Regions from separate parts of the Mus musculus genome. Here all the other regions are linked to region 1. Evidence: chromatin loops called from intact Hi-C (ENCODE). Cell type or tissue: heart. All regions are shown on one strand. Region 1 holds the start of Ilvbl (ilvB (bacterial acetolactate synthase)-like). Region 2 holds the start of Cstb (cystatin B). Region 3 holds the start of Pfkl (phosphofructokinase, liver, B-type). Region 4 holds the start of Pdxk (pyridoxal (pyridoxine, vitamin B6) kinase).

Evidence for each region. Hi-C counts contacts between places; a loop is a spot of excess contacts. Peaks named below come from ENCODE experiments on the same cell type or tissue, not always from the same donor. Only the 100,000 strongest peaks of a DNase experiment are listed, where the experiment ranks them.
Region 2: it touches region 1 in a loop (2.0-fold over the local background); 3 of 42 quality-filtered maps call a loop at or near these places.
Region 3: a loop joins it to region 1, with 3 times the contacts of the local background. A loop is called at or near these places in 3 of 42 quality-filtered maps.
Region 4: a loop joins it to region 1, with 2.4 times the contacts of the local background. A loop is called at or near these places in 7 of 42 quality-filtered maps.

Annotation. Positions count from the first base shown.
Region 1 is chr10:78,572,108-78,577,107 of GRCm38, reverse strand. It overlaps Ilvbl (ilvB (bacterial acetolactate synthase)-like), which reads right to left and starts at 2,117. Exons shown (of 15, transcript NM_001359302.1): 1 at 1,877-2,117; 2 at 325-526; 3 at 81-208. The coding sequence starts at 2,011. In heart, a CTCF peak has its summit at 2,621; DNase peaks (open chromatin) are centred at 1,197, 2,157 and 2,657; H3K4me3 peaks cover 2,154 bases; H3K27ac peaks cover 2,083 bases.
Region 2 is chr10:78,423,347-78,428,346 of GRCm38, reverse strand. Cstb (cystatin B) reads right to left here and starts at 2,677. Exons shown (of 3, transcript NM_007793.3): 1 at 2,490-2,677; 2 at 1,319-1,420; 3 at 725-1,036. The coding sequence starts at 2,555. The coding sequence ends at 908. In heart, no CTCF peak of the experiment used is centred here; DNase peaks (open chromatin) are centred at 1,846 and 2,676; H3K4me3 peaks cover 1,779 bases; H3K27ac peaks cover 1,469 bases; H3K27me3 peaks cover 307 bases.
Region 3 is chr10:78,007,455-78,012,454 of GRCm38, reverse strand. Pfkl (phosphofructokinase, liver, B-type) reads left to right here and starts at 2,648. Exons shown (of 22, transcript NM_008826.5): 1 at 2,648-2,856. The coding sequence starts at 2,772. In heart, a CTCF peak has its summit at 2,579; DNase peaks (open chromatin) are centred at 1,754, 2,644 and 3,074; H3K4me3 peaks cover 3,267 bases; H3K27ac peaks cover 3,226 bases.
Region 4 is chr10:78,459,969-78,464,968 of GRCm38, reverse strand. Pdxk (pyridoxal (pyridoxine, vitamin B6) kinase) reads left to right here and starts at 21. Exons shown (of 11, transcript NM_172134.2): 1 at 21-208. The coding sequence starts at 122. In heart, a CTCF peak has its summit at 2,963; DNase peaks (open chromatin) are centred at 1,014, 3,428, 3,950 and 4,198; H3K4me3 peaks cover 1,086 bases; H3K27ac peaks cover 841 bases; H3K27me3 peaks cover 334 bases.

The DNA of each region.
Region 1 (5,000 bases):
GCAGAGAAGGCAAGGGACAGTTATCAGATAAGCTTGAGAAGCCGTCTTGGGGACCCCACCTACCCTTAAGGACTAGGCACCTGCAGCAGGGTGCTGGCAGCTCCACCCAAAAGCAGGACTGGGGACTGTGCCACTTGTGCATTCTTCACTGCAGTCACAGTGTTGGTGAGGCCAGGACCGGCTGTCACTGCTGCCACACCCACTGTCCCTGAAAGAAAGAGCTGGTGACAACCATGCCATCCTCCCAAACATCGTCCTACCCCAAACCCCCTGCCTCTCATTCACAGGGGCCATGTCACTGTCCTGCTAGTCCCTGGTCCTTACCAGTCAGGCGGGCCACAGCATCAGCAGCAAAGACAGCAGTGACCTCGTGGCGTGTGTCTACCACTCGGATACCCAGCTTCTCACAGGCCACCAGCAGTGGGGAAATGTGCCCACCGACCAATGTGAAGACAAAGCGTACACCATGGGCTCGGAGCACAGCTGCGACACTCTCTCCACCATGCCGGATGCTTGTCTTGTCCACCTGGGTCAAAGGAGATGAGGAACAAGACAGTCAGAGGCCAGCCCAGGAGCAGGTACAAGAACAGGCAGGGGTAAGGTCAGAAGACAGACGAACTTAGATTCTGGTTAGAGACATACCACTTTAAATCCAATTCAGAGAAGGGTACACTGACTTAGCAAATTTATTGTTCTCTTTGTCCTACAGCTAAAAATGCCAAGACTTGCCCAAGTGATAGACTCCAACAGAAGAAATGTTCTTTTTGAAACTGTACTGAGGATTGAACCCTGGGCATAGATAGTGTTAGACAAGCACTCTAACCACTGAGCTATATCATCAGCTTTTACTAGGACAAGGTCTCACGAGGCTTTGAACTCCTTATGTAGCTTAGGCAGGGCTTGAATTTGTGACCATCTCTCCCCAGCCTACCAAGTAGCAGACTGAGATAAAGCCTATGTTCTTAAGTGGCTCTGGAGATTATAATGCCTGCTCCAGAGATACTGGGCCAGTTGAGAAGAAAGGAGATAGAGGTTAAATCTACAGAGAATCCAGGAGAGCCTGGCAAGAGGCAGAAGGCCCCTGGCTTAGATGTGTGCCTGCTTCCTAGTATCCCTGCAGGGCCTGGCACTTGGAGTGCTAACTCCATCCAGCCTATTGCCTCCCTCTGCTAGTGAGGCACAGGTCCAGCTGACATGCTGCCAGCAGCCATATGCCTAGCACGGAAGTGACTCCTGGCACAGACTACCCTGAGCATCCAAGCCTCAGTAGCTTCACGATCCCTACATACTTCAAGGTCAGTGGCACTGTCCCTGTCTAGAAGAAAAGGGACTGGGTAAGGGCAAGAATTTCTCAGAATGGAACAAGTGGTTTATAAGTATGACTTGTGGGGTCAGCTTTTCCCAAATCTGTCATCTAGAGAAAATACTAAACTTCTCTGTAGATCATTTGCCTCTTGTGGGCACAAGGACAGAAATTATAGCACTTACTTTGGTGAAGATGGTACGAAATATGCTAAGACAGTTCCTCAGAAGGGCTTACTATCAGAGCCCATTCCCTCCCCTGCCTACCTTCAGCCCACCAATCTCACTATGTTTAAAAGGCCTGCTCTGTTAAAATGACTCAGGCCCCTGGGTATGGAGGTAGGCGGAGAATGTGTGCTGTCCAGACAACGACAATTTCCCCATTATCTCGTACTAGTTACAAAGTCCAGGCCCATATACAGTTTGGCAAAGGGACAGAGCTCTGTAAAGAATCTCCCAACCAGCCACTTCTAGACTAGCTGGGACTCGCTTTCCACACCTGCACAGTGGATGAGCTGGAGAAACACCTTTAGTGCCTTCCTCCTACCCCTAGCCCTCCTTCTACCCTAAGCACCTTGTGCATCAGCTGATAGAAGAGCCCCAGTCTGTGAGCGACGCCCAGCACGGCAGCCACCAGCGTCCCAAACGCCAGGAGCAGGAAGGAGGGGAAGAAGCCTCCCGCAGATGCAGCGGCCGCAGAAGTTTCCATGAGGCAGAACCTAAGTAAGAAAGCACAGAGCCAGAATCTTAGTACTATAATCTAATCCGGAAGCAGGATCGTCCGCCGGACCTGGGCCACACCTCCCCGACCTGCCAGGCCACGCCCACAGACGCATCTAGACTGGACTTAAAGCCACGCCCCAGTGAGGCTAAGTCCGCCCCCTGACGTCACCACCTTCAAACTAAAAGTAGGCCACAGCAGGTCAAGGCGATCGCAGTAGCACCGAAACAAGGTTGAAATTCCTACTTACCTATCTGTTAACGAGCCCATGCAGAACCCACCCTCCTCAACGCTGGACTGGGGCTCAGCGGAGAGCCCGCCTCGCGCTTACATCATTGAGTCGTAAGGCCACACCCCCATCGGATCGCGCAGCCTAGGGTACGCTCCCCCACCCTCCCCACACACACCAGACTCTTGACCTTTGGCCTTCAGCCGAGGTCACTTTTCAATAGGATGCGCCTTCAGCTCCACTACATAGAACTCCCTTCCACCCATCCCCAAACAAGGCCCTATGACCTTTGCCTATAGGAAAGGTCCCTGACTGCAGTGGAACTCTGCCGCTTCTGGGTCACGTGACTGGGGAGTGTGGAGTGGTGCCCCTTTTGCCCACTTGGCTCTGCAGCGCCCCGTAGTTCAACGAGACGCGCGTGCGCCAAACTGGAGTCTCGCTGAAAAAGCTATCCGAAAGAGACGTTTATCATTGGTCGCTTCTCTCTCTCGCCTCTAATTGGCTAACATTACACCGCGCCTTCCACACCCGCGAGAACCATCTCGCGGCACGTTCCACGGGCGTGGACTGTGACACACCCCCCACCCGAGCTCCCCAGAACCCGCATTCCCGACCGCAACATATGCAAGCCCCTCCCCTTCCTGGACCACTGTGAGGCTTTGCAGGATGTTTAGAGAACTCCCTAGTGTTTGGTGCCAGGCCGGTTCAGTCATTTTCCAGGTTTCCAGCATCTGGGGACCTTTTACAAACTCCGATCTGTCTTACAAATCCCTTTCTCCAATTTATGTCTTTTTCTTTGACTGGCTTTTAATCAGGACCATCTGTGTAACCAAGAGTTTTGAGCTATTTGTTGAAGCCTGAACAATGGATATTTAACAATGTAAACCAGTGTAATAGTATGTGCTTTTATTCCCACCATTCCGAGTTCAAGACCAGGCTCTTCTCCATAGTGAGTTCCAGGACAAGCAGGAGTGCATAGAGACCAACCAAAAATCACAATCGCTTCAGCTGTGTCATGTCCACAAGATAGCATTCCACAGCCTTTCTCCCCATCTTTTGGCTCTTATATTCTTTCCACTTCCTCTTCCTTGGTGTTCCCTGACCTTTGCAAGCCATGGTATAAATGCCCTGTTTAAAGCTGATCGTTCAGCCATCCCTTCTCAGCAACTATGGTCTCTGATTAAGTTCTGTGATGGAACATTTGCCTAGCACAGGCAAAGCCATGGGTACCCACAAAAACCTACTCAACTATTTTTAGCCAAACTACCGTATGAATTATTTATGCTTACTGGCTGTGAGCATGCCTCCAATTTCGTCTTGAATCAAACAAGGTAGGCTTTTCCCTGCCATTCCATAAGAGTTGTTTTGGGAGAGTGCAGGGGCTGGACCTAGATTCTCTACCCATTTATAGCAGATGTGCAGCTTGGTCTTCTTGTGAGTCTCCTAACAATTGGAGCAGGGGCTGGCTGTCTCTGACTCTGCCTGCCATTGGATCCCCTTCCCCCAGCTGGTCTGCCTAGTCGGGATTCTGTGGGAGAGACCATGCTTAGTCCTATAATGACTTGATGTCCCAGGCTGGGCTGGTACCCAAGGGAAGCTTCCCCTTCTCTAAGGAGGAGAGGAGGGGATGGGGGGGGGGGGGACTTGTGAGGGTGGGACTAGGGGCAGGGCTTCAACCTCGATGTAACGTGAATAAATAAAAATTAAGAAAAGAATTGTTTTGGATTACTCCATCTATCTCCAAATTGGCCCTACTCCCTTCTGTCTCCTAACTCCATTCTCTTTCTAGGAGCAGTACAGGGAGCCACTCCTCCCCGGCCCTATTAGTGAGAGCCCTTAATTAAAAGGATCAACCACATACTTCCTGAAAGGGGCTTTTAGGTTCAATTACATTTCCAGGGCCAATAAAAAGATAGTATTTGGGCTGGTGATGTAGTTAGTGGCGAAGCCCTTACTTCTTATTTATAAGGTCCTGGATTCTATCCTCAGTAACAGAGAGATTGAGACAGAGACAGAAACACACAGACACCAAGAGACGGACAGAGACAAAGAATGAACTAGTTACTCTGTGTCAGCACACAGCCTTTCCTGGCACATTTCTTCACTTAATTCATTTAACCCTAAAGAAGAGGCTGTCAGACTTGTTACTTAGTATCTTCTTGGGGGTCCTTAGTCCCATTAATAAAATGAGTCAGAAAGAATCCCAAAGACATTTTTATTAAGAGTTTGGGAGAAAAAAATAGTAGGGGCAAGCTGAAAATCCTGCCAGAGGAAATGAAGAAGGAGTCTTGTCCTTTAAGTTAGTCATGGAGGTCAGAGAAACAGTGAGGAGGCCCAGAGTGTCAGGCACATGCTTAGGAGTGCTAGGCCATGAAGTTGAGCTCAGATAGCATATAATCCCGGGCTTTTATGTCCTGGGGCAAAATAACTATTCCAGGGACTTTTAACTAGAAATAGAAATAGAGGCAGATTATTAACAAAGGAAAAACACTCCCAAAGGTGGAAGTGGGACAGAGAGCTGAGGAAAGAGCCCTCGAAGGATCAGACTGAAGAAATATGGCCCTGTGTAGCCCCTGCCTCTCCATTCACTGTTACTTAGGCTTTACTCAAGAATGTTTCTGTTTGTTAAAAACCCAGGTAAGTAAAGGCTTCCTGTCTGTCTCCTTCTTCCTTCTCCATTTTCACAAGCGTGTGTGTGTGTGTGTGTGTGTGTGTGTGTGTGTGTGTGACGCATGTGTGGATGCACAT
Region 2 (5,000 bases), 150 kb after region 1:
TTGCTGTGTTGGCAGCGCCAGGATATGTAAATCGGGCTTCCTCACCTGCCCAAAAAGAAAAAAAACCGCAAACTGCCTTGGTGGAAGTCACGCGATCCCCAGTCTGGCCAATGGGCAACAGGGCGGAGCGTAGTCTAGCTGCTGATTGGCTCAGATTGGATGATGAATAAAGAGCTTGTGGCTGAAGCTCCACGTCTTCATGTCTTTATTCTTAAACCTAAAGCGAGATCCCCCAAAAGCCCCCACAATAATGAATCACTGTGTTTTTGCGATGCTGGGCATTACACCAGAGCCTGATACCAGTTTATGAACGGTTCAGTGGCTAAAGACACTTGCTGTCATTCCTCATGACCTGAGTTCAATCCCAGGAAGCAATATGGTGGAAGGAGAGACTCACCTCCAGCAGGTTGTCCTCGGACCTCCAATGTGCACCGCGGCATGAACGTATATGCTCATGAGCATATCCGCCCGTAAATAAATGTAGAAGTAAAATAAACACATCACTTGCCTTTTCTTGGTATAGCTACATTATAACTGTGATTTGTTTGTTTGGAGACAGGGTTTCTCCGTGTAGCCCTGGGTGTCCTGGAACTCACTCAGTAGACCGACCAGTCTGGCCTTAACCTCCTGAGTACTGGGATTAAAGGCATGAGCCACCACTGCCTGGTGTGACTGTGATTTTTCAAACAAAGGGGAAAAAAATTAAAACTAAGGACACAATTCATATAGTCTCTAAAAATATATATTTAGAGAGATCATATACAGTTTTCTGAAAATAATTATTTGGAAGGATGCAAAATACAACGCAGTTTGAGAATCACAACAGAAGCTGCTCAACTCCCTTCTCTCCATCACCGAGGGGGGTTTTACTACGTGGTCCCAAACACAGGTGCAAAGGAGCCCCGAATCAGAAGTAGGAGAGCTCATCGTGCCTTTCTTTGTTGGTCTGATAGGAAGACAGGGTCAAAGGCTTGTTTTCATGGGGGAGGGGTTGAAACACCCTCAAGTGCACGCATTTATCTCCACCAACATCAACCTGGAGGAAGACAGACAGACAGACATGTGAGTGAAAGGTAAGGTTCCAGTTCCAGGCTTAACCCAGCCTTAGAAACTGAGCCAGAACAGGCCACCAGCCACTAACTTAGCCAGTGATAACCCTTGTCTCCTCCTTTAAGGCCGGGAACCCTAACACCCCAAATTCATCCTCTCAGAACATGTACATGTCCCCTTAAGGGGTTCTCTGCAGGAAGTTGCAGGACACTCTGCTCTACTCTGAGACTATGTCCCCAGTTCATGCCAAGCTACTATCAGTACCCACCTTGATGAAGAGGTTGGTGCCAGCCACTATCTGTCTCTTGAAGGATATGGCTTTAAAGACATCAAACTTCTGATTTTCTTTCGATTCAAGCTGGGACTTCACCTGGATGGTGGGTGAGAAGGAAGGACTTAGATTCATGCACAGGTGCCCCCACACACACACACTGCCAGCCTTCAATACTCCTCATTCCGGGGGACATGGTAAACTGTTGGCCCCACTGATAAAGAACAACACAGCTCCTTTTTTTTGGGGGGGGGGGGGACAGGGTCTCACTATGTAGCTATGGCTGGCATGGAACTAAGCAAACTGGGCTGGCTTCAAATTCAGAGAGACTCGCCTGTCTCTGCCTCCTGAGTGCTGATGTGGCACGTGGCCAAGGTTCCCTTGCCTGGCCAGTGTGTCTGTAACATTTCCTCATTTCTAGGGTCTCATGGAGCTGACTCACTCCTTCTTGGCCACTTCAGTCAGAGCAAACACCTCCCAAGATCAGCTAGGCTTAGTGGACAGGGTCCTGGGCTTGGGGCGTGGCAGGAGAGCTGAAGAGAGGATTTGTTTAACTTTTCTTCTCTTGCTAATACCCTGAACCTCCCCCTACCTTGTACTGAATCTCTGCTCTGCTAACAGTCACAGGAAGGGCAGCCCAGGCCCAAGGTCCACCCCCTCGTTTCAGACTAGGCACAAGCAAGTTCTACAACTTCTGGTTTTGATCCTTTTTTTTTTCCCTGAGGGGCGGTGTTGGTGATGGTGGTGGTGGTATCAGTTGAATTCCTGCCACTGAGCTAAACAGTCCTAGCTCTTTCTTTTGAGGAGACAAGCACAGTAGCCCAGTCTGGCTTTCTCTTGTTTAGGCCTGGGTGTAAGTCAAAAAGGTGCCGTCTAGGTTCTAACAGCTGCCTTCCTGAATTCTCTGGGACCACCGGATCCCTCCACCGATCCCGGGGCTAGTTCCCTAATAGGTGAGTGGCCCTCTTGTATGCAAGCGGCAGAAGACTCGCCCCAGTTCCCGGCCCTGAATCTTCCAACCAGATCCAGAGCCCCCAGCTCCCAGTCACACTTGTGGCCGCCCCGGAAACCCGCTGCAGGACCTGACCAGTCTGGGCAGGCCGGTCCCTGAGGCCGCCGGGTCTCCGCAGGCCTGGCTCAGACTGGCCTGACCTGGGCCCAGCCTCACCTGGTCGGCGACCTCCTGCGTCTCGGCCGTGGCTGGCATTGTGGCAGATGGCGCGCCACACATCATCTTGGCAGCAGTAGTCGGGGTAGCACGGAGAAGCTGAAGACAGATCCAACTAGGAGACCTGGGTGCCTGGACCCTAGAAAAACCTGGCTTGGCTCCGCCCCCCCGGACCCGTAGCACGTGACAGAGCGACGGGGCGGGGCGCCGCACCCTCTCGCTCGCTCTCTTTACTGTCACCACCCTCCGTTCCAGGCAGAGTCAGGAGACCCAGGCTGGGCGTGGGCGGAGGGTGAGGCATGGTGGGTGCTTCACGTCCTTTCCCTGAACGGACGCTAAGAAGGGTTTGGAGGCTGGGAGTCCTGATTGCCCCTCAATGGTCGTGAAGTGATTGTAGGAGTATCTCTGACCCGGCTTAGGGGCTTCCGGGTCCTCACAGGATGCAGAGATGTGAGAAGGGGTCCTAGTCTTTCCATGGAGTAGGTGGACACGAAGTACAGCCCTGGACATCTCAATTTCCCCTTGTCCTGTGACTATTAAGTGGGGGTCTTGATGGGTCCCTATCCCTCCTTCCATAGAGTGGATACAGAAATAGATGATTGAGGACCTAGAAGTCTCAGATCCCTGTTCCTTGACCCCTGGCCCCATCCTTTCCTCCCCTCCCCAACGTGGACTTAGTTTTTGGGTCCGGATAACCCCATGAAATAAGAGCTTATCTGGGAATTCCATTCTTTTTGAATGACATGGCCTTGTCAGGCGGTAGGCGGGGCTTGGGGATCCCAGCCCCAGCCCCACAGAGCTGGGTAGGTGGTCTATTCTGGGTGAGACTCTATTCTCACACACCCAACACAGGCTGGGAACCATGAGGACCCCGGATATGCCCTCTGTCAGTGCTCTTACTTGAGTGACCTTCAAACCCGAGTTTCCGTTTGCAAAACTGTCACAGTTGGATAGCAGGACATGATGGTATACACCTGCAATCCTGGCACTTGAGAGGCTAAGCTAACCTGACTATGCAGTGAGACCTTGGCTTAAAAAAAATAATTTGGGGGTGCAGAGGTAGCTCATGGTAAGGGGCTTGCCACGGAAGTGCGACAGCCTGAATTTGATATTTGGAACCCAGTCAAAGAGCCAAGTGAGGGGCTGGAGAGATGGCTCAGCAGTTAAGAAAACTGGCTGCTCTTCCAGAGGACCTGAGTTCAATTCTCAGCTCCCACATACTAGCTCACAACTCCAGTTCCATGGGATCCTATTTCTCCACCCCCTGGCCTCAATGGGCACTAGGGATGCAAGTGGTGCCCAGACATACATGGAGACTTGTGGTGGTGGCAGTCAACCCAAACTAAAACAGAAGTTAGTACCAGACACTGGAGTATTGCTGGGATTAGGCCTGGCCATGCTTTTGTTTGGAGGAATGTGGATTTTGGGTTAGAAAAGCAATTGATCACTTAATAGTTCATAGGGCCATAGTAGTAGGAATATGGAAGACAGTGGTGATGAAGGTGATGTGAGCTTTGGGGGTCTGGTTCAAGAGGTTTCAGAGGACAAAACTATTTGTATGTGGCCTACAGACTGTTCTCGAGCTTTGGCTAAGAACGTGGTTGCTTTTTTGCTCTTGTCTAAAAAGTCTTCGTGAGGCTAAATTTAAGTCTTTGGGATTAGTTGAGCTGGCAGAGGAAATTTCAAAATGGCCCAGTATCGACTCTCTTGTGTGGTTGTTAGTGGTCACTCTTATGAAGATCTATAATGAAAAGGAGCAAGCTGAGGAAGTAAAAAATACAAAATGTACAGAAAAGGGGGCACCAGGAAGTGGAAAGGAGCTAAATCCTGTTTTTTAAGGAGTTAAACAGGTAACAGAAAAGCCAAATGTTTACATAAAGGGAATGGTGACTTCAGGGCAAGAGTCTGCCCAGCTAAGCTTTCAGCCTGTGAAAAGGAATTAAAAGAAAGTTTAGAGCCAGGTGTGGCGGTGCATGCCTTTAATCCCAGCAGTTGTGTGAAGCCAGTTTTGTCTTCAGATCAAGTTTCAGGACAACCAAGCTCAGGCAGTGAAGGAAAGCAGGGGGTCAGTTCCCAGCCTCAGCAAGCAGCAGAACTTGGCAGCTTCGGTCACATGGTTCTGGCTTTAGAGGCAAGGATAGAAGACAGGGGTTATGGAATCTCCCTCTGAGGTCAAGGGAAGCTGCTGAGGCCAGGTATTGTCATGGGTGGAGGCCTATAGAGGCCATCACGTGAAGCTATGAAGCCTGGATTGCCTTGGAGAAACCAAGATATTGGAGATACCAGAGCCGAGGGATAGCTGTTGAGGAAAGCTGCTAACAGGGAGTGGAGCCAGCCCAGGAGAGAGAGGAATGCTGCAGCCAACACAGCTGAAAGAGTTGGAAATCTGAAGAGCACTTTGGCGTCAGACTTGGAGATGCAGAGCTTGGACTTTGCCCAGCTGGTTTTAGTCTTGCTTTGGTCCAGTATTCCCTTCCTGTGCTTGCCTTTATCCCTTTTGGAATGGTGATG
Region 3 (5,000 bases), 560 kb after region 1:
GCCAGGCGTGGTGGCACACGCCTTTAATCCCAGCACTCAGGAGGCAGAGGCAGGCTGATTTCTGAGTTCGAGGCCAGCCTGGTGTCTACAAAGTGAGCTCCAGGACAGCCAGGGCTATACGGAGAAACCCTGTCTCGAAAAAACCAAAAACAAAAATAAGACTATAAATGGGAGCCAGGAGTGGTGATACATGCCTTTGCAGAGACGGGGGATTTCTGTGAGTTCATAGGCAGCCTGGTAAACACATTGAGTTCCAGGCCAGCCAAGGCTACATGGAGACTCTGTCTCAGGAACAAACAGGGCTAGGGAGATAGATGGCTCAATAGTTAAGAGCACTGACTGCTCTTCCAGAGGTCCTGAGTTCAATTCCTAGCAACCACATGGTGGCTCACAACCATCTGTAATGAGATCTGATGCCCTCTTCTTGTGTGTCTGAAGACAGCTACAGTATGCTCATATAAATTAAATAAGTTTTTTTTTTTAAAAAGAACAAACAAACAGAATCCAGAAGGGCACACATGTATATACACATAGGTGCTAAGATGACAGGAAAATGATGATCAAAAATGTTGGTGCAGCGGCTACTTGTGAGGGCTCTATAGCCAGTATATAGCTTTTATGCTCCTTTTTTGATGTTTCTAGTCCATTGTAAGCCACATTAGACATTAGTATTTTCTTTTCTTTTCTTTTCTTTTCTTTTTTTTTTTTTTTTTTTTTTTTTTTTTTTTTGGTTTTTTGAGACAGTGTTTCTCTGTATAGCCCTTGCTGTCCTGGAACTCATTTTGTAGACCAGGCTGGCCTTGAACTCAGAAATCCGTCTGCCTCTGCCTCCTGAGTGCTGGGATTAAAAGCGTGTGCCACCATGCCCAGCTAGTATTTTCTATAAACTACTTTGAAACTTGAGTTTACAGCAAGTTTTTCTCTCCTAACCTTTTTTTTTTAAAAAAAGATTTACTTATTTATTATATGTCAGTACACTGTAGCTGTCCTCAGACACACCAGAAGAGGGCATCAGATCTCATTACGGGTGGTTGTGAGCCACTATGTGGTTGCTGGGATTTGAACTTCGGACCTTCGGAAGAGCAGTCGGGTGCTCTTACCCACTGAGCCATCTCATCAGCCCTCTTATAACCTTTTATGCAGGAGTTATAACCCCCCTACAATCCAGTAAAACATTTTTTCTTTTTTTTCTTTAGGTTTATTTATTATGTATACTGTGTGTATGGCCTGCCTGTATGTATGCCTACAGACCCGAAGAGGGCACCAGATCCCATTACAGATGATTGTGAGCTACCATGTGGTTGTCAGGACTAGAACTCAGGACTTCTGGAAAAGCAGCCAGTGCTCTTAACCTCTGAGCCATATCTCCAGCCAAAACACCTCCCCACTCCCCACCAACAAAAGCCCTGTTATGTTCTTAGAATTTGAGTTAAACGGACCGCCCCTTCCTTCTTTCCTTTATTCCTTTTATCCCTGTTCTTGGTTTCTTTGTATAGCCTTGGCTGTCCTGAAATTTGCTCTATCGACCAAACTGACCTTCAAAGATCTGCCTGTCTCTGCTTCCTGAATGCTGGGATTAAAAGCGTGTGTCACCACTGCCAGACAATAAAAATAGCTCTTAAAGAATTTAGCAAAACCAGGCAAAAATCAACAAACTGTCAGGGTCAGATGGGGTACCCTCATCTCTGCAGGACAGCCCTACCATGGCAGCCCAGATCCAGCGCTCTGGACTGTGGGTAGCTTTCCTTGAGAGTCCTGGATCTGACCATTGCTCCACCAGCTTCGAATCCCTCTAACCAATCCTGAGGGGCTGGTTCCCCACTTTGTGCTCAGGCAAAGGCCACTCGCCTGAACCAGGAGCTGTGAGAGTTGAGAGAAGCGGCAGGTTTAGCAAATCACCCTGAAGTAAAAATGCTACGCTAAGTGTTTCTCTTTCCAAATCCCCAACTACATTCAGCAGTCGCGATGGGACGAATCGTGGCTATCGTCTCAGATACAACTGCAGCTTTCCTATGTTTTCTTTTGCTCTCTTTCTCCCTTTCTCCCTTTCTTTCTTTCTCTTTTTCTTTCTCTCTTTCTTTCTTTCTTTCTTTCTTTCTCTCTCTCTTTCCTTCTTTCTTTCTTTCTTTCTTTCTTTCTTTCTTTCTTTCTTTCTTTCTTTCTTTCTCCTTTTTTTGTTTGTTTGGCTTTTTTCCTTTTCCTTTTTTTTTTTAACTTCGGCTCGAAGGAGACTGTTGCAAGCCTAAATCAACTCAAGGAGCGGCTTAGGAATTCTCACCCAAGCCACACCTGCATCCCCGGATGCTGGCCAAGTGGGATTTAAAATGCCCGTGAGACTTGGCTACAGGTTTCCTTTAACAGCGCCTGGACAGATGTAAAATCAGCTTGCTGTAGCATGAACTCCACTTGCCCAGAAACTTCAGTCAGGCTCAGGTTGTGAACTTCATTTGGTGAGGACGTTGATCCTAGCTGCTGGGTACCTGGGGAGTTCGGTGGCGGGCCTGGGGAACCAGGGTTCCGGAACCGCTGCGCAGACATTTGTAGACTGGCGTGCGCTCCGCCTTTCTTAGCGCAGCTACCTTCTCCAGCAGCCACTAGAGGGGCGACCAGGTCCCCGAGCCTGTCAGTCAAACGTTATACTGGGGGCGGAGCCGGGGCGGGGCGGGACAAACCGGGTACACAGGCAGGCGCACGGGGCGGGGACAGGCGACAGCGGCGCGGAACGCAGAGCGGCGGGAGAGGAGCTTGGGCTCCTGGTCTCCGCTGCCGCCATGGCTACCGTGGACCTGGAGAAACTGCGGATGTCGGGGGCTGGCAAGGCCATTGGAGTGCTGACCAGCGGCGGTGATGCGCAAGGTGATGGGACGCGGGGGCGTGTTTAGGGATGGATCTGGGGTTTCTGCCTGTCCTCGGAACCCTTCGGGCTTGTCCACTGCCCCTCGCCTAGGGATCTGGGGTGTACTTGGCCAGCCAATCTCCTGTGGAGCACCGTGGCTTCAGGTCCCTGTCCCCAAGCTCCGCCCCGGGTAGCTGGCGTACGTGCTGCAGGCCACGGGCCTTGGCACGCCCCGCCCTCGCGCTGCCTAGGTCCGCCCGGTTTGGGGGTGTGTCCGCGCAGCACGCAGACTTAGGGCACCGGGCTATTCCTTTCTAGGCCACACGTGTCAGGACCTCTAAGAGAAGCACAGCCGGCCAAGTTTCACAGGCCGGAATTTGAAAGGATCAGGGACCCTGTACCCTCCCCCGTGCAGCCTGTGATTCCTACCTTCTCTGTACTGGGATGGGGTGAGACTGAGGCAGGCTTGCCCACACGCCTTTGCCTGGGCTGCTTCCTGTCCCTTGGATGGAGACTTAAGTGGAGAACAGAGGGCGTGGAGCGGGGGTATTTTTTTACCGGTGTAACAGGGCAAGCACCACAGGGCTAATAGTTGAGGGTGCACAGCCTCTTCTCGGCCTGGTAAGGCTAGGGAAAAGTCTGGGCTTGGGAGGATCTGCCCTCTTCTCAGCCCCTCTCTTGGTGGCCTGGTTCCAGGCTGACTGCTGATGTGCGAAGTCTGTGGCTCTAGTTGGGTCCGGCTGAAAAGAAATACTACCCAGTTGGGGGCTGAGGAAGACACGTGGAGCTTCAAGGGGCTTGGCTTCCCTGAGCACTGCAGTTGAGCTTCGCCATTTCCTTCCAAACATTTCAGGAAATACAGACACACATGCTCCTAAGCGGGGTTCCTGACTGCCCAGCCCTTACCTAAGAGATCGGTAGGAACAACACAGGATAGATACATCTTACAAGCATGATTGCAAGTCCAGGAAGGCAGGAAAAAATGTCACTCTGACTCCCATAATGCTGGAAATCTCAAATCTCTGTTGGGTCCCCTGGGCCTGGTCTAGGCTGGCAGTCAGCATACCCTTTTTCAGGGCTGTTTCAGCTTGTACATCCCAGTGCTGTCACTGAGACTGGGCCGGGGACCTGTGGAAGAATCACCCATGGTAGTGGACCACAAGAGAGGCCCTGACTAGGCCCACATCACCCATTAGATAGGCATTTCAGTGAGGCCAGCAGAGTCCTGAGTCCCATTTGTAGGGCTCCTGCCTCTGGCAGGCATAGATAGGCTATCCACCTCAGGCTCCTGTCTGAGCAAGGGAGGCCCCAGTGTCTGAGGGATGGTAATATTGAGTGGTCTCTGCGCGAGGACTTCTGCTGCCTTCTGTGAGAGGCAGCTGCCAGGCCAGGGCCACCAGGGTGACAGACATTTGTTTTGGAGGCTGGTGGAGGAACCAGAGACAGGAGGCCCTTCCTGGTCAGGAGAGGGTAGGCAAAACCTGCTTACATTTCCATTCTGGCTTCAGGGCAAGATCTCTACAGGTTTTCCCAGAGTCCTCTTTGGGTAGGGTCAGTATCAGTGGGCAAGGGGCAGCAGCTGGTATGGGACAGAGTGGAGCCTTCTGTTGCCTGAATTCTGGAAGCGCCTGTGGGTGTGTTCCCCAGGCCCTGCTTTCTTCTGTGCCCAGTCAGCTGCTGGGCTCCTCATGCCTTCTGTGTGCTCACGGAGCCCCATCTGCATGCAGTGAACATGTGAACACCAGTCCTCATTTGAGAAGGCAACACGGGCCTAGATCCCAGTCCTGGCCTGGCTGGAGGTAACCAGCTCCTTGGCCTAACCTGTGCGCTGCCTCTGGCCTATGAAAAGGTTTCTTTTTTCCTTTGAGCCAGGCAGGAAGACCCATCCTTTTCAGACCCAAGTCTCTCCCTTCCTGTTGGCCAAGAGTCATGTTAGGGAACTGAGGAGGGCTGCTGTTCACCAAAGTCTGTTTGACTGGAGGACTTTGTTTAAAAAGAACCACAGGTAGAAAAAAAAAAAAAAGCAAAACAAAAAAACCAATTAACCAAACAACTGCAACAAACCAGCCTGGCTAATCTCAGTCACATCGAAGCCTGGTCCACTCTGGCTGTTCCTTCCCGTCTCTTCCCAGTACCTAAATTGCTCTGTGGTTCTGTCTTCCCT
Region 4 (5,000 bases), 110 kb after region 1:
GCGCGTCCAAGCCTAGCGACTGCGCGTGCTTAAAGCGCTCGGAGCAGAATCCGAGCGAGCGGCCTGAGCAACCCCAGCCTGTGACACCACCTGGACCACGCGCCACTACAGCTTTCCCGGCATGGAGGGCGAATGCCGGGTGCTCTCCATCCAGAGCCATGTTGTCCGTGGCTACGTGGGTAACAGAGCGGCCATGTTCCCTCTGCAGGTATGCGCTCCACTGCTTATGTAACCGGGCCGGGCTGCTCACTTGCGGGTCTACGGGTTCGCTGCGTGGCCTTTTCCGACTAATGACCTTGGCCCCCTGTGGCCATCCTTTTGGGTCCCTATTGAGCGCTGGGCGCGCTGAGGGCAGATCCTGGCGCAGGCAGGCCGGGGGCGTGGACTACCCTGGGGAGCTTACAGCGGGGTGGTGCAGGTGGCACGAAGCCCCCTGCCCGGCTGTGGCGCACACGGTAGCGCCTGAGGGTCCCTGTTGCTTCCGTCTGCCTGACCAACAGTGGGCAGGGGCTTCCCGAAGCGTTAAAATGCTGAGCTGGGAGAATCCTTTCCTTTGGGAGCGCGGAGAGCCTCTTGGTAGACACATTGGCTAGTGATTGCTCGCTCTCTGCAGACATCCACGTTCTGCTTCTACCCATTCTATGAACTTGGACCAAGGAGGAAGCTGGGCCCACGCTTGGGTCTGAACACTCTTAGGGTGGTCTGTCACCCGCAGAGATGGGGCTGGAACTCTGCACCTCCCGCGTGCTTGCTTTTATTCCTAAAAGACAGCATAGTTTGCTGAGTTTGGCTTTGGAAGCAACCTGTTAGAAGGGCTGTAGCCTTTTCTTCCCAGATCCTATCTCCTGTGAGATGTGTGATGAATGAGGCTATCTCTGATCATTTCTGGCAGGTGGTGCTTCCTGCTTGTGACTGGTTGCCCTTGGAGGGAACCAGGTTGTCATGGGCATTAGAATAGGGGTCATAGGCAATATCAGCTGACTGGAGCTTCCTTGCCTGGCCGGTCCAGCAGGAAGATTGGGCTGGCCTGGGCAACCAGGTGGTGGCCTCTTGCAATGTATCTTTTTTGGCTGGTCACTGAGCAGGGTGGCAGGTCCCCGTTCCCCTTCCGCTCATGTCTAGCCATTAAACTGATTCCTGGGAGATGTTAGGGTGTAGCCTCTGGCTACCATGGACCTGAAAGAAGGACTTGGAAGGAAAACAGGTGGCTGGAACTGCATTTAAGGACAATAGAGGACTGTCCTGAATCAGGCTTGCTTGCCAGACAAATAGAGCAATTGATTGTTATTATACAGCATAGGAGATCAAAGTCTGTAGGCAAGGGCAGTTGCTGAGTGTTTGAGCGCCTGTTGGTTGATAAACAGTGCTTCACCCACACGGTCTAGTGTAGGCATTCTTGTTCTATCCAGAATGCACTGGTCTGGTGCTTCATGCTCTTTACCTTTGCTCTCTAGCTTAAGGGGCCAGGATTGGGGTAACAAGGTCATTGAAGTAAGACTGTACTAAGGAGCCGGGTGTGGTGGCACATGCCTTTAATCCCAGCACTTGGGAGTCAAAGACAGGCGGATTTCTGAGTTCAAGGCCAACCTGGTCTACAGAGTGAGTTCCAGGACAGCCAGGGCTACACAGAGAAACCCTTTCTCAAAAAAAGACTGTACTAAGGAGCAAAGGGGCAGAGTCCTGAAGGAGGGACAGCCAGGGAGGGCGGGGCCAGGCTGAGCTTCATGCAGTTCCCTCACCTTGGGCAGAGGTGTGCCGGCTTCTGAGACCCCGTGTCCTGCGTTGCTTGCCTCTTCCACTTGCTGGTACTCTTCCTTCACCCAGCACACTGTCCCTGGGTCCCCTGGTCCTCTGTCCTCTAGACTGCACCAAGGGCTCAGTGTCCTTATTCAGGTTGAAGATATGGGGTTCCAACTGCTCAAGGGAGGGGATCCCTTCCCCTTCTCTCATTCCTCCTCCCTTTTTATTGAATTTCTCATCATGCTCCCCAATCCCACTCATCTCTCCCCCTGTACCCACCCTTTCAACCTCCCTCCCCCCAACAGTGGAAAAAAAGAAGGGCAAACAATCTCGTTGTGGAAGCTGTAGTGAGTCCCACAGTGTATCCTTATGTCCACACCGACTTTGCTTGTAAACGTTCATTGCAATGAGTCTGTCAGGTACAGGGAGGGCCTCTGCTACACCATCCATACTGAAACCACACTGGGACTCCCCTCAGATTCCCCATTGTTGCCCTGTGTCATAGAGATCCTGTAGTTTTGATCTATGGGACCGGCTCCATCACACACTCCAGCAGCTCATGGATGGGGTAGATGCTAAGGTGGGCCAATTCAAAGCCCTGGATCTGGGCCTGAGAGGTACCTGAGCTGGTCAGCCCACTATACCCACACCACGGAGGTGAGCTATTTTTCCCTGCCCTAGCTGACCCATCCAACAGAGCAGCCAGCAAGGAGGAGGGCTCTCCTGCCTTCAGCTATGGCTCTGTTGTGCTGTCCAGGAGAGATGCAGGGCTGGCTCTCTCCTGGAGTGGAGCAAATGAGGGGTGTGGCTAGCTCTTCTGCTCTCAGGCACTGGGGATGGCTCACCTGCAACCCTTGTAACCAGAGCCAGCTCTATCATGCTGCCCAGGCAAGGTGCAGGGCCCACTCTCCTGAGTGTTACAGCCTGTGAGAGACAGGGCCAGTTCTTTTACTTTCATGACCCTGGGATCAGCTCTCCCTCCTGCCATAGGTGGCAAGGGACAAGGGATGGTAGGAGGGCATCTGTCTTAGGGTTTCGTTGCTGTAAAGGGACATGACCAAGGCAACCCTTAGAAAACATTTCATTGAGGCTGGCTTACATACAGTTTCAGAGGTTCAGTCCATTATCATGGGAGGAAGCATGGCAGCTTGCAAGCAGACATGGTACTGGCGGAGCCAAGAGTTCTACATCTTGATCCAAAGGTAGCAGAAGTTATTCCTCCGGCAGCCAGGGGGAGGTGCTCTTCTGCACTTGGTGGAGCTTGAACAGACCTCAAAGCCCATCTACACAGTGACACATTTGCTCTGCTCCAACGAGGCCACATCTATTCCGTCCAAAAAAGGCCACACCTCCTAATAGTGCCACCTCCTGTGTGCCAAGCATTGATACACATGAGTCCCTGGGGACCAGATGTATTCATACCACCACAGCATCTCTTTCCTTATCCCAGCCACTGCCCAGCAGACAAGTCAGGACTAGCTTTGCTGTGGTCATACCCTCAGGGTCGGCTCACCTGCAGCCCCCCACATCTAGGGCATGCTCTACTACACGCTGCCCATTGAGGGTACAGGGCCTTCTCTCCAGGGTTTTGCAGCAGGTAAGGGTCAGGGGAGGGGTCTTGAGAGGTGCTTACTGACCTAGGGACTCCATCCTGGTCCATGTGGACTCTTGGCAGTTCACCACACCTCTGTGCAGCCCTGGACAGGGGAAAGTAGAGATGGAGGACACTCCAACATGGAGAGGCTCAGTGAGCACAGTGGGGCTGGCACTGGCAGTGTCTATGGTGGCCTGGGGCCAGCACTCTCCAGTCTTTGAGGAGCTATTTCAAGAGGAACACCCCTGGGTCCAGAGCTGTGCTAGTGGAGGCAGGGTGTATATATTCTTACTGTACAACCTGGAGTGCAGATCTCATTCACATTACTGAATATGGGGAAGCAGAGCAAGAGAGAGGATAGCCAGGCAGTGGTGGCACACGCCTTTAATCCTAGCACTTGGGAGGCAGAGGCAGGCGGATTTCTGAGTTGGAGCCAGCCTGGTCTACAGAGTGGGTTCCAGGACAGCCAGGGCTATAGAGAAAAACCCTGTCTCGGAAAAAAAAGGGGGTGGGGTGGGGTGGAGGGAAGATGGAGAATGTAGCCTTGGGCTGGGACCCTGAAGTTTGTCCCAGTGCTAATCCTAGAGGACCTCTAGGCAGAGGAGTCCCCCCTGGGACTGACCCAGGTGTCTACAGGTTGCACCATCAGGTGGCTGTCCATTCATACCAGATGTTTCTGGGCTTCCCCTGCACCAAGCTGTTGATGAACTAGTACCAGGACTTCTAGCTAGAGTCCCTGGTTCTGGGCCTGGCTTCTGCCTGTGGCTGGGGAGCTGCCTCTAGCTTCTGCCGTGTGTCACAGACTGTGCCCCCCCCCCCCCCACCATCAGCCCTGGCTCCCCAAAGCTCCCTGCAGAGTCTCCCAGGCTCACCCTTCCGGTACCCCACAGGCAGCCAGGATAAACAAACTCTCCAAGGAGGCAGCAAAACCTTGCCCCACCCCTACACACACACACACACACACACACACACACACACACACACACCGTTTTCATTTCTGCTTCTGGCCCGGGGCCAGGCTATAATGGCCAAGGGTTTCATGTGACCAGAGCCACAGAAGGTGGCTACCAGGTGGAATAGTTCAAAGTTTGCAGAGAAGGGAGAGGGTAAAGGGACAGTGGGGACAGACTCCTGGTCTCCTGGTCTCCTGTCCCTCCCCCTTTCTCACTCGGCTCTGCCTCAGTGGAGCGCCTGGAAAGAGGGGATTTCCTGCCGTTTTGGCTCTAGTCTGTAGGTGGGCAGGGAAGGGAAGGGTGAAATCAAGTGTATCTTGTTGCCTGCTCCCATCTACCAGGCACCACCTTGTCTTGCTTCCTAGTTTTCTGTGGTTCTGAGGGCTGAGCCCAGGGCCTCGGGAGTGTTAACTAGCTAGACTGAGCTCTGCCCTAATCCTCTGTCCCCTCCCTTTTAAAACAATGTCTCATCTTGGAGGCCTGGCTGGCCTGGAAGTGACAGATCATCAACCACTAGTGTGGGGATTCATGATGTGTGCCACCATGCCCAGCTTCCCAATACCCTTGTTAAATACTGCCGGGGATAGAGCCCAGGACCCTTCCCATACATGAGTAAATACTCCCAGGTATACCTCCAACCCACTTCCTGCTGCAAGAGGGAAGCTTTATTATCTCAGGGGGTGTGTATACTTGTGTATGTGTATATGTGTATA